Linked DNA regions of Homo sapiens: region 2 is linked to region 1. The links are chromatin contacts, found by Hi-C or POLR2A ChIA-PET in ENCODE. All regions are on one chromosome and are shown on one strand. Each heading gives the region's core, a stretch centred on a gene start or an enhancer-like site at or near the end of the contact. The rest is flanking DNA. Distances are from core to core; before and after follow the strand shown. Region 1 has its middle 9.6 kb from the start of ANKRD1. Region 2 holds the start of HECTD2-AS1 (HECTD2 antisense RNA 1).

What was found. A loop is a pair of places that touch in the nucleus more often than their neighbours do. ChIA-PET counts read pairs that join two places held with the same protein, here RNA polymerase II (POLR2A).
Region 2: a loop to region 1 is called in a map of PC-9, with 5 times the contacts of the local background. The contact joins the promoter of HECTD2-AS1 here to the enhancer-like site in region 1. A Hi-C loop is called at or near these places in 1 of 168 maps with a recorded cell type or tissue (PC-9). POLR2A ChIA-PET finds 5 or more read pairs at or near these places in 1 of 52 experiments (PC-9).

What each region holds. Positions count from the first base shown.
Region 1 is chr10:90,928,519-90,932,897 of GRCh38, forward strand. No RefSeq gene overlaps it. Among named protein-coding and RNA genes, the nearest start is that of ANKRD1, 9.6 kb to the left of the region's middle. RefSeq lists an enhancer at 1,746-2,399. Within about 2 kb of position 1,938, at least 19 of the 41 ENCODE cell types and tissues checked have a DNase peak (open chromatin) inside an H3K27ac peak, as active enhancers do; they include PC-9, where a contact is called at or near this core.
Region 2 is chr10:91,609,214-91,613,592 of GRCh38, forward strand. It overlaps HECTD2-AS1 (HECTD2 antisense RNA 1), which reads right to left and starts at 2,247. Exons shown (of 5, transcript NR_024467.1): 1 at 2,138-2,247.

The DNA.
Region 1 (4,379 bases), core at 688-3,187:
TTTAGTCTGTTCCTGTGGGACAACTTGACATTATCCATTTCCTGAAGTGCTGCAACAAGAAATACCGTACACACCATCACTTATGTTCTTACCAAAAATTTTACCCTGAATCCAATTTCAGACAAATTCAGAATGTAGGACATTCAACAGGGCAACTATCTTGGGCTCTTCAAAAAGGTAAATGACTAGAAAAACAAAACAAAAAAGAAGTGAGGAATTGTTCTCTCTTTGATTAAAAGAGAAGAAAGAGCATGAACCTTGGTGGGATCCTGTAATTCAAGACACAAAAGCTGTAAAATACATTTTGAGGACAACTGGAGAAGTATGGAAGGTATTTTAGACAATATTATTAACTGAGTGATGATTTTCTTATGCATGATGATGGTTTTGTGGTAATGGAGGAGAATGTCCTTATTGTTAGGAGATGTATTCTGAAGTATGTAGGAATGACCTATGATGCTTTCAAATGGTTCAGCAAAAGAGGTATGCATGTGTGTAGAAAGAGAGAAAGATGAGAGAGAGTACAACTGTAAAATATTAACAATTAGCGAATCTAGGTGACAGTGCTCATTCTACTATTCATTCAACTTTCTGTATATCTCAAAATTTAAACATGAATAAAACATTTTAGTAAAACAGACACCCTAGCACGTAAGTTTCACGAAGCAAGAGATGTTTGTTTCTCCCACTGATGTAGACCAAGTGCTGAGAGCAGTCCCCAGCACATAGTAGGCACTCAGTAAAAACGTGTTTAAACGGAAAGCAAAAAAGGAGGTGGCCCCAGCATGGGGTCAGAGGGAGGGAAGGGACAGAAGCCAAGAAGTGGGCAAGTCTGCTGGCACACCACCCTGACATCAGTGTTTTTCAGAGGCTTCCCTAGAGCCACAGGAATGCTACAGAATAAGGCTCCTGTGGACAGTGCCCTCTCAGCTGCACCTGCTTTTGGTGCAGGCAGCTGGGCAGAAGATTAGGTAGAGAAGACTCACCCAGCCAGAATGTCTTACCCATGTCCCCACCCACCACGATCGATCTGGAAATGGCATGGAGATGTTTCTGATGAGAGTATAAAAATGTAGGCATCCGTCAGCTCGCACTGGTTCAGCCATCCTATGTATACAAGGGAAAGCTTGAATATATGTGAAACCTCAGGGATTATGAGATCCATTAGAACCCACTTAATATTATGATGCAAATGGTGAGATTGAAGGTCTTACAATTAGGCAAGAGCTGACTGCTTTCTTCATTTGATTTTCTTTAATGGCACCAAAATAATATACTGTTTTTGAAAAGACGAGTTTTCTAAGATTCTACTAGTTGATGATTTATTATCTCATTTCCAAATTCCAGGGTTAAGGAAACATGTATATTAAGAAATGGCTAAAATATGAATGAAGCACAAATGCTCTGGGAGGCTGATGGAGGAGGAGGAGGGTACCAGGGTGGGTGTGCGAGGTCATGGTCCAGCTGAAGGCCAATGAACCGAAGGTTTCTTTATTTTCTCCTCTTTTTCTTTTTATCTTTCTTTTCTCACTTTCTTTCAATGTCTCTTTTCTTCTTTCCTCCCTCTTTGCTTCCTCTCACCCTTCTTTCTTCTCTTCCTTCCTTCCCTCCTACCTTCCTCCCTTCCATCCCCCGATTTTAAAAACCACAGTGATTGAAACTAAAGAGCTGGCCTACGCACCTCAGGGCTGAGGACTTGTTAGCTCTCCTTGCCTCCTGGCAACCATGCCCCTTCTAATAGTGACTGGTTGAGAAAGAGGCTCAGAGTCTTTTAGCTAGAATAATCCCCTCAGGCATGTCATCTCTTTCCAGTGCAGACCTGCAAGGGAGGTGATCTTATTCCCACTGAGAAGGAGCCTGGCAGTGCTTCTAAACTGAATTCTCATAAGAAAGGGAAGAGCCTGTTTGCAAAAACATACTCTTTTGCTGCCAACACAAGCAGATCTTTTAGGGAGGAGGGGAACTGTAACCCCTCCAAGATCTTTGCTCTCCTTCAGAGCCAAGGCTCTCAGGTTTCACAAAGGAATTTATAGAGCAGACTGACGCCTCTGGGGTTGGAATCAGCTCAGGACTAAGTGGAGAATGAGGAGAGGGACAGGCACCCTTCTCTGCTCTGTGCAGGCTGGGGATTGTTTACCAGGGGATGAAAAGGTCCTCTCCCTGAAAAGGAATGTTTGGCAAGGAAATGACTTCTGGAGGCACAACTGAATGGCTCCCCAGGGAATCAGTTTGGGTTAGTTACAGATCAGACCCACCACCCTGGACAAATCTCACTGGGCAGGGGCGGCGGGGCTGTGATTACAAGAGCTTGGGGATGTTTAAAGCAACTCCTGCCTTCAAAAGACAGCTGTCCTCTTTTCCAGATAAGTTCTGTATGGTAAAAGAAGGAAAAGGAAAAAAAATAGAGGTTAGAAATCATATTGAAAAATTAAAGGAATGTTTGATTTGTCCATAAGAATTTCCTGACTGTGCCACTTTGCTCAGCGCTTGTCCTAGGTCCTTCCAATATCACATTTAGTGGGTAGTGAGAAGGCGTGGAGTAAGTGACTCTGGTTGCTGACATTCACACTTGGATGAAGTGGAGAAAGATGATGTCCTTCCTTATTTGGTGGCTCTGGAAGCCACATTCCCTCCTCATCCGCCTTCCCAAAAGAACCTTGTGGCTGCCCAGCGGAAGCCAGTGCTTTCAGCAGCCCCCACCCTTGGCATTTCCTTATCTAGGAGTCTTCACTGTGGAATTCCAAGGCCCACCCCAATGCTCCGGATGTGTTTCAATCCATGGCCTGCCACTTTGTTACTCTTGTGATGACAAGCAGATAACATAGCTCACATGCCTTCTTTTCCTGCATACCAACCAGACCCCAGTTCTGAAAAGGAAACAAACCACAAACCAAGAGAGATGTGTTATTTTTATGCAGACATTGTTAAGACACTGCAATAAGCCTAGAATTGTGGAGAGTGCTTTCCCATGTTGCTCCAGTTAATCCCCTCAGTCACTCTGGCATTTATACAAATGAGGAAACCAGTGAGTGTGGAGGTTAAATAGTCAAGGTCTCATAGCAAGTGTGTGTGTGTGCATGTATGTGTGTGTATCTTGGGGGGTGAGGGTTGCCAATTCAAAGTCCAGAATGACTCCAAGTCCACAGCACCTTTGTTGCAGTTAAATGCCTTTACAACTAAGCGTGACCCCTTTGGCAATCACTACTAAGAGGCTTTACCAACTTCTGACACTGTTAACTTCAAGACAAATATGCTTTTTTCAAGACATGGCATCAAAAACTGTATTTCTGTTATTCCTCATCACCATGGTTACAACCACAACTCATCTGTAATTTTCAAAGACCCTGCATCAGAGAAACAACAAAAATGTGGAGAAAATATTTGCTGAACATGTCAGTAAATAAATAAGTATAAAATATGAAAGTGGCCAGAATATACCCAAATCAATAAATATGAATGAGTTAAATGCCTCTTTTGAAAGACAGATAATGGCCGGGTGCGGCGGCTCACGCCTGTAATGCCAGCACTTTGGGAGGCTGAGGCAGGTGAATCACAAGATCAAGAGATCGAGACCATCCTGGCTAACACGGTGAAACCCCAACTCTACTAAAAATACAAAAAAATAGCCGGGCGTGGTGGCAGGTGCCTGTAGCCCCAGCTACTCGAGAGGCTGAGGCAGAAGAATGGCGTGAATCCGGGAGGTGGAGCTTGCAGTGAGTCGAGATCGCACCACTGCATTCCCTCCTGGGCAACAGTGCGAGACTCCATCTTTAAAAAGAAAGAAAAAGAGAAAGAGAGAAAGAAAGAAAGAGACAGATATTCTTAAAATCCAACAATTCCGCTTCTGGGTGTATACCCAAAAGAATTGAAAGCAGAGTCTTGAACAGATATTTGCACACCCATATTCATAGCACCATTATTCACAATAGCCAAAGTATGGAAGAAACCCAAGTGTTCATTGACAGATGAATGAACAAGCAAAATGTGGTATTTACACACAATAGAATATTATTCAGCCTTAAAAAGGAAGGAAATGCTGACATATGCTACTACATGGATGAACCTTGAGGGCATTATGCTAAGTGAAATAAACCAAAAAGACAAATACTGTATGATTCCACTTACATGAGGTACTTAGAGCATTCGAAATCATAGAGACAGAAAGTAGAGTGATGATTGCCAGGAGCCGGAGGGAGGGGGAAATAGAAAGTTATAAGAGTTTAGAATTTCAGTTTTACAAAGTGAAAAGAGTTATGGACATGGATAATGGTGGTGGATGCACACTATGAATGCATTTAATACAATTGAAATATACTCTTAAAATGGTTAAGATAGTAAATTTTTTGGGGGGAGGAACTGGAACCCTAAAAATGAAAGAA
Region 2 (4,379 bases), core at 997-3,496, 680 kb after region 1:
ACACACACACACACACACACACACAGGCATGCACAGAAACACATTCTTTGCTTTCCCTCCCCATCTGTAACTCCCCAAGGCATTTCTATAAATAAACGATAGGCCCCTGAGCCTGCAATAGGACCATTATTAACTCTTGCAGTGTTCTGGCTATAAGTGTGTGAACACTTTTCCTCACTTCATGGTTTGCAAAGCCTTTTCCCATATGTAATCTCCACCTGACTCCTACATCACACACTTGAAAAGTCCTTTAGCTTCTCCTCATCATTCCCATATATAGAATTGGGCACCCCACACCCACACTCTCAAAGTTCTTAGCCTTAAAGCTGTAAGTTTCAAGTTGGCTACTCCAAAAATTTCTTATGGTTTGAGCCACATTATCTATTTTCAAAATTATCAAATATTGTACATATTTATGGGGTACAATGTGATATTTCGATATATGTATACATTGTAGAATGATCAAATCAAGCTAATTTAACAGGCTCATCAACTCACATACTTACGATTTCTTTGTGATGAGAACATTTAAAATCTATCTTTTAGCAATTTTGAAATATGCAATATATTATTATTAACTATAGCCACCATGCTGTGCAACAGATCCCCAGAACTGACTCCTCCTGTCTAAAAATGAAACTTCGTACACCTTGACCAACATTTCCCCATTCCCTATCTGCCCCCACCTATCAGCCTCTTATAACTACCATTCTACTCTCTACTTCCATGAGTTTGAAGTTTTTAGATTTCACATTCTAAGTGAGATCACATAGGATCTATCTTTCTGTGCCTGGCTTATTTCACTTAGCATGATGTCCTCCAGGTTAATTCATGTTGTCATCACAAATAACAGAATTTTCTTCTATCTTAAGGATGAATAGTATTTTGTTGTGTATATATACTAAAATTTTTATCCATTCATCTATTGATGGTCACTTAGGTTATTTCCATATCTTGGGTATTGTGAATAATGCTGCAATTCACATGGGAGTGCAGATATCTCTTCAACGTATTGATTTCAATTCATTTGGATGTACACCCAGAAGTGGGATTGCTGGATCATATGGTAGTTCTATTTTCCATTTTTTCGGGAACCATCATACCGCTTTCCAAAATGGCTGTACTAATTTACATTCTCACCAACAGTGTACAAGAGTTCCCTTTAATCCAGAGGCCTTTACATGCATAATGTCACTTAAATTCCACAAGAATCCTGAAGGGTAAACATGATCAAGGCATGTCAGAGGAGGAAAGTGAAGCTCTAATGTTACGTTATGTGACAGGAGTGTAGAGTATGGGGTGCAGTGTCTTGAACCCAGGTCTGTATAGCTATAGTGCACGTGTTCTTCACTCCTGCCCTGAGGTCCTCTTCCTAAAAGTTCTTTATCATCTAAGATTCCAGAGCATCTACCGGGGGGTTTAGTCAGACATCTGGAATGCCAGGATTCATAACCAATTAAGCTTCCCCATGCCTATAGTGGTGTCTTTTACTTTTCACTTCAACATTTATTTTGCCAGACTCCATACTAGGTAAAGTGGGTAAAGCAGTCAATAAGACACACATGTCCTGCTCTCATAGAACTTAAAGTCTGATTAAAAGAGACGATTCATAAATGCACACACAATTAAATAAATGGACCAATTTGCCAAGAAGCTTCAAATCCACAGAGAATAAACACAATGTAGTTTTCATTTTTTTCCACTATCCTTGACTTGCTATGTCAAATCATCTCCTCCTCTTTCCCCCCCTTTAAAATATCTCACAGTTTCCATTACTTCCTGTCACTTTCAGCTATTCAGTTTAGTCAAGACCAGTTTAAACCTCCATCTCAGATCTGATCCCAAGCCCTCTGCCCTCCCAGAGTAGCCAAGACTTGCTGCCACTGGGGCTTGGCATAGATCCAGGTGGGTCTGCTCTGTCTCTGTTCTCACCTCTCTACCCACCTCATCAGGATGTAGTTCCCTCCATGGCAGGGGTGGGAAGGGGAAGGGGTGTTTGAGCTCTTCCTCCCCAGGCCCCAGCCCTTGCCACTTGTAGCCCACCTCACAAACTCTTGTTGCTTGGAGACCCTCATCCAGAGGGTGGCTATCTTCGGGGGGCAGAGGGGGGCACAGCAAGTCAGCCCAGGCCCAGTACCTTCCTCAGCATTCTTTTGACGCGTGGGAAATCTAACCATCCTGCTGAGCCAAGCTGTGGGAAGGAGCCTGTGCCATGGCCACACCGTATTTCAGCCCTGCCTTCTCTCTCCAATGTTTCTCTTCTCCTGGGACAGGGCTGACAGCAGGACTGCTGCCCAGGCAGATGTCTAGCCAGTAAACATGACATTAGTGATCCCCTTAGCACCCCCAACTCTCCTTTGGCTTGGAGGAGGGAAAACCCCTGTTCCTGGTCCTGCTCCTGGGAATATGCTCACAAGGAACTCTGTACCTCCTCCAGGCTGAAAACTCTGAGCCCCTTATTCCAGCCCAGACTTCTCCTTACAGACCCAGGACAGGGGCAGGGTTGGTGGTATTAAGGCCAGTTCTGCCACTGCATTGCTGAAGGCTGGTTAAGAGCTCTCTTTAGAAAACCAGAGTGCTTAGCACTTTCTGGGTCACCTTTGGGCAATGGCAGCCATTCCAAGACAACAGAACAAAATCTCACTCACACCCTATTACATAGAATTCTAATTGTGAGATGTGTGAGAAAGGAAAAGAACAGGGTGCTATGAGAGGAAATGCCCATGCTCAGGATCACACTTCTGGATCTCAAATCCCAGCTCTGCCCCTTATTAACTGTGTGATCTTGGGCAGGTTACTTCGCCTCTCTGTGCCTCAGCTTCCTTATTTGTAAAATGGTGATGATAACAGTACATACCTCATAGGACGAAATGAGAAAATGTAAACAAAACTCTTAACATAGCGCCTGTCACATTAATAAATGCTCAGTAAACGTAAGTTCCCTGAGGGATCCAGGCACCTCACAGGCACCCAACAACACTTGATGAAATAATGAATGAGGTAGTGAGACCCCATCTCTACAAAAAATTAAAAATTAGCCAAATATGGTGGCACATGCCTATAGTTCCAACTACCTGGGAAGCTGAGGTAGGAGGATCACTTGAGCCCAAGAGGTTGAGGCTGCAGTGAGCTGTGATCATGCTACTGTACTCCAGCCTGGGCAACAGAGCAAGACTCTGCCAAAAAAAAAAAAAAAAAAAAAAACACAGAATTACACTTACACATAGATTTTCTTTCTTTCTTTTTTTTTTTTTTTTTTTTGAGTTGGAGTCTCGCTCTGTCGCCCAGGCTGGAATGCAGTGGCGCGATCTCGGCTCACTGCAAGCTCCGCTTCCCGTGTTCACGCCATTCTCCTGCCTCAGCCTCCTGAGTAGCTGCGACTACAGGCGCCTGCCACAGCGCCCGGCTAATTTTTTTTGTATTTTTTTTAGTAGAGACGGGGTTTCACCGTGTTAGCCAGGATGGTCTCAATCTCCTGACCTCGTGATCCCCCTGCCTCGGCCTCCCAAAGTGCTGGGATTACAGGCGTGAGCCACCGTGCCCGGCCTACACATAGATTTTCAATCCATATTAGAAAGGCTAACAAGGGCCATATTATGTGTAGTTTGAGAAAAGAGAGGGCAGGAATATATCTTACTTCTGTAGATTCAGTGCCTACCACGTAGTAGAAGCTCAGTCAATCTTTTTTTTTTTTTTTGCGTTGAACTGAAAATAATTATGTTATGCTGAAATCCCTCCCATGGAACCCAGGGGATATTGGTGAAATTAAACCACATAAAACTTGAGTAGTGTTAATGTTTTGTTCATAACTTTCATGAATTTTGCATATATTTCATGGCATTTACATTAAATTCATAAATAAAATCTTAAAAAATAATAATGAATGAGGGAGAATGGCTGGGAATACCTATTTTAGATGGGGTAGTCAGAGAAGACCACTCTGAGAAGGTGACACTTAAGCTTTGACATAGATGATAAGACAGAAGTCAGCTGAAGAGCAAAGGGATCATATTGCCCTGGAATCAGATTACAGAATAGACCTAGAAAATTCGCCTTTGACATTTTAATACCATGTATAAATACAGGGTTATAAGATATTATTCCCTCTGGACCAAAGATTGTCATAACACCCAGGAGCCAAAGTCCTCCAGATACCTCTGTCTCCATCACAGCAGCTCTAACTGTGCAGTTATTTGCCACCAAGGCAGTTCCTTTGGGGGTTTCTTTCCATTTTTTTAAAGTTGTTAGTCAGGACTTTGGTAGCAATGAGCTCAAGATCCTGGCTAGATGGTAAGTCAGATTTCACATGATCTAAACAGTCAGAGCCAGAGAGTGTCAGCTACCACAAGGAAGAGAGTATATCATAAATCCAGAGTAGA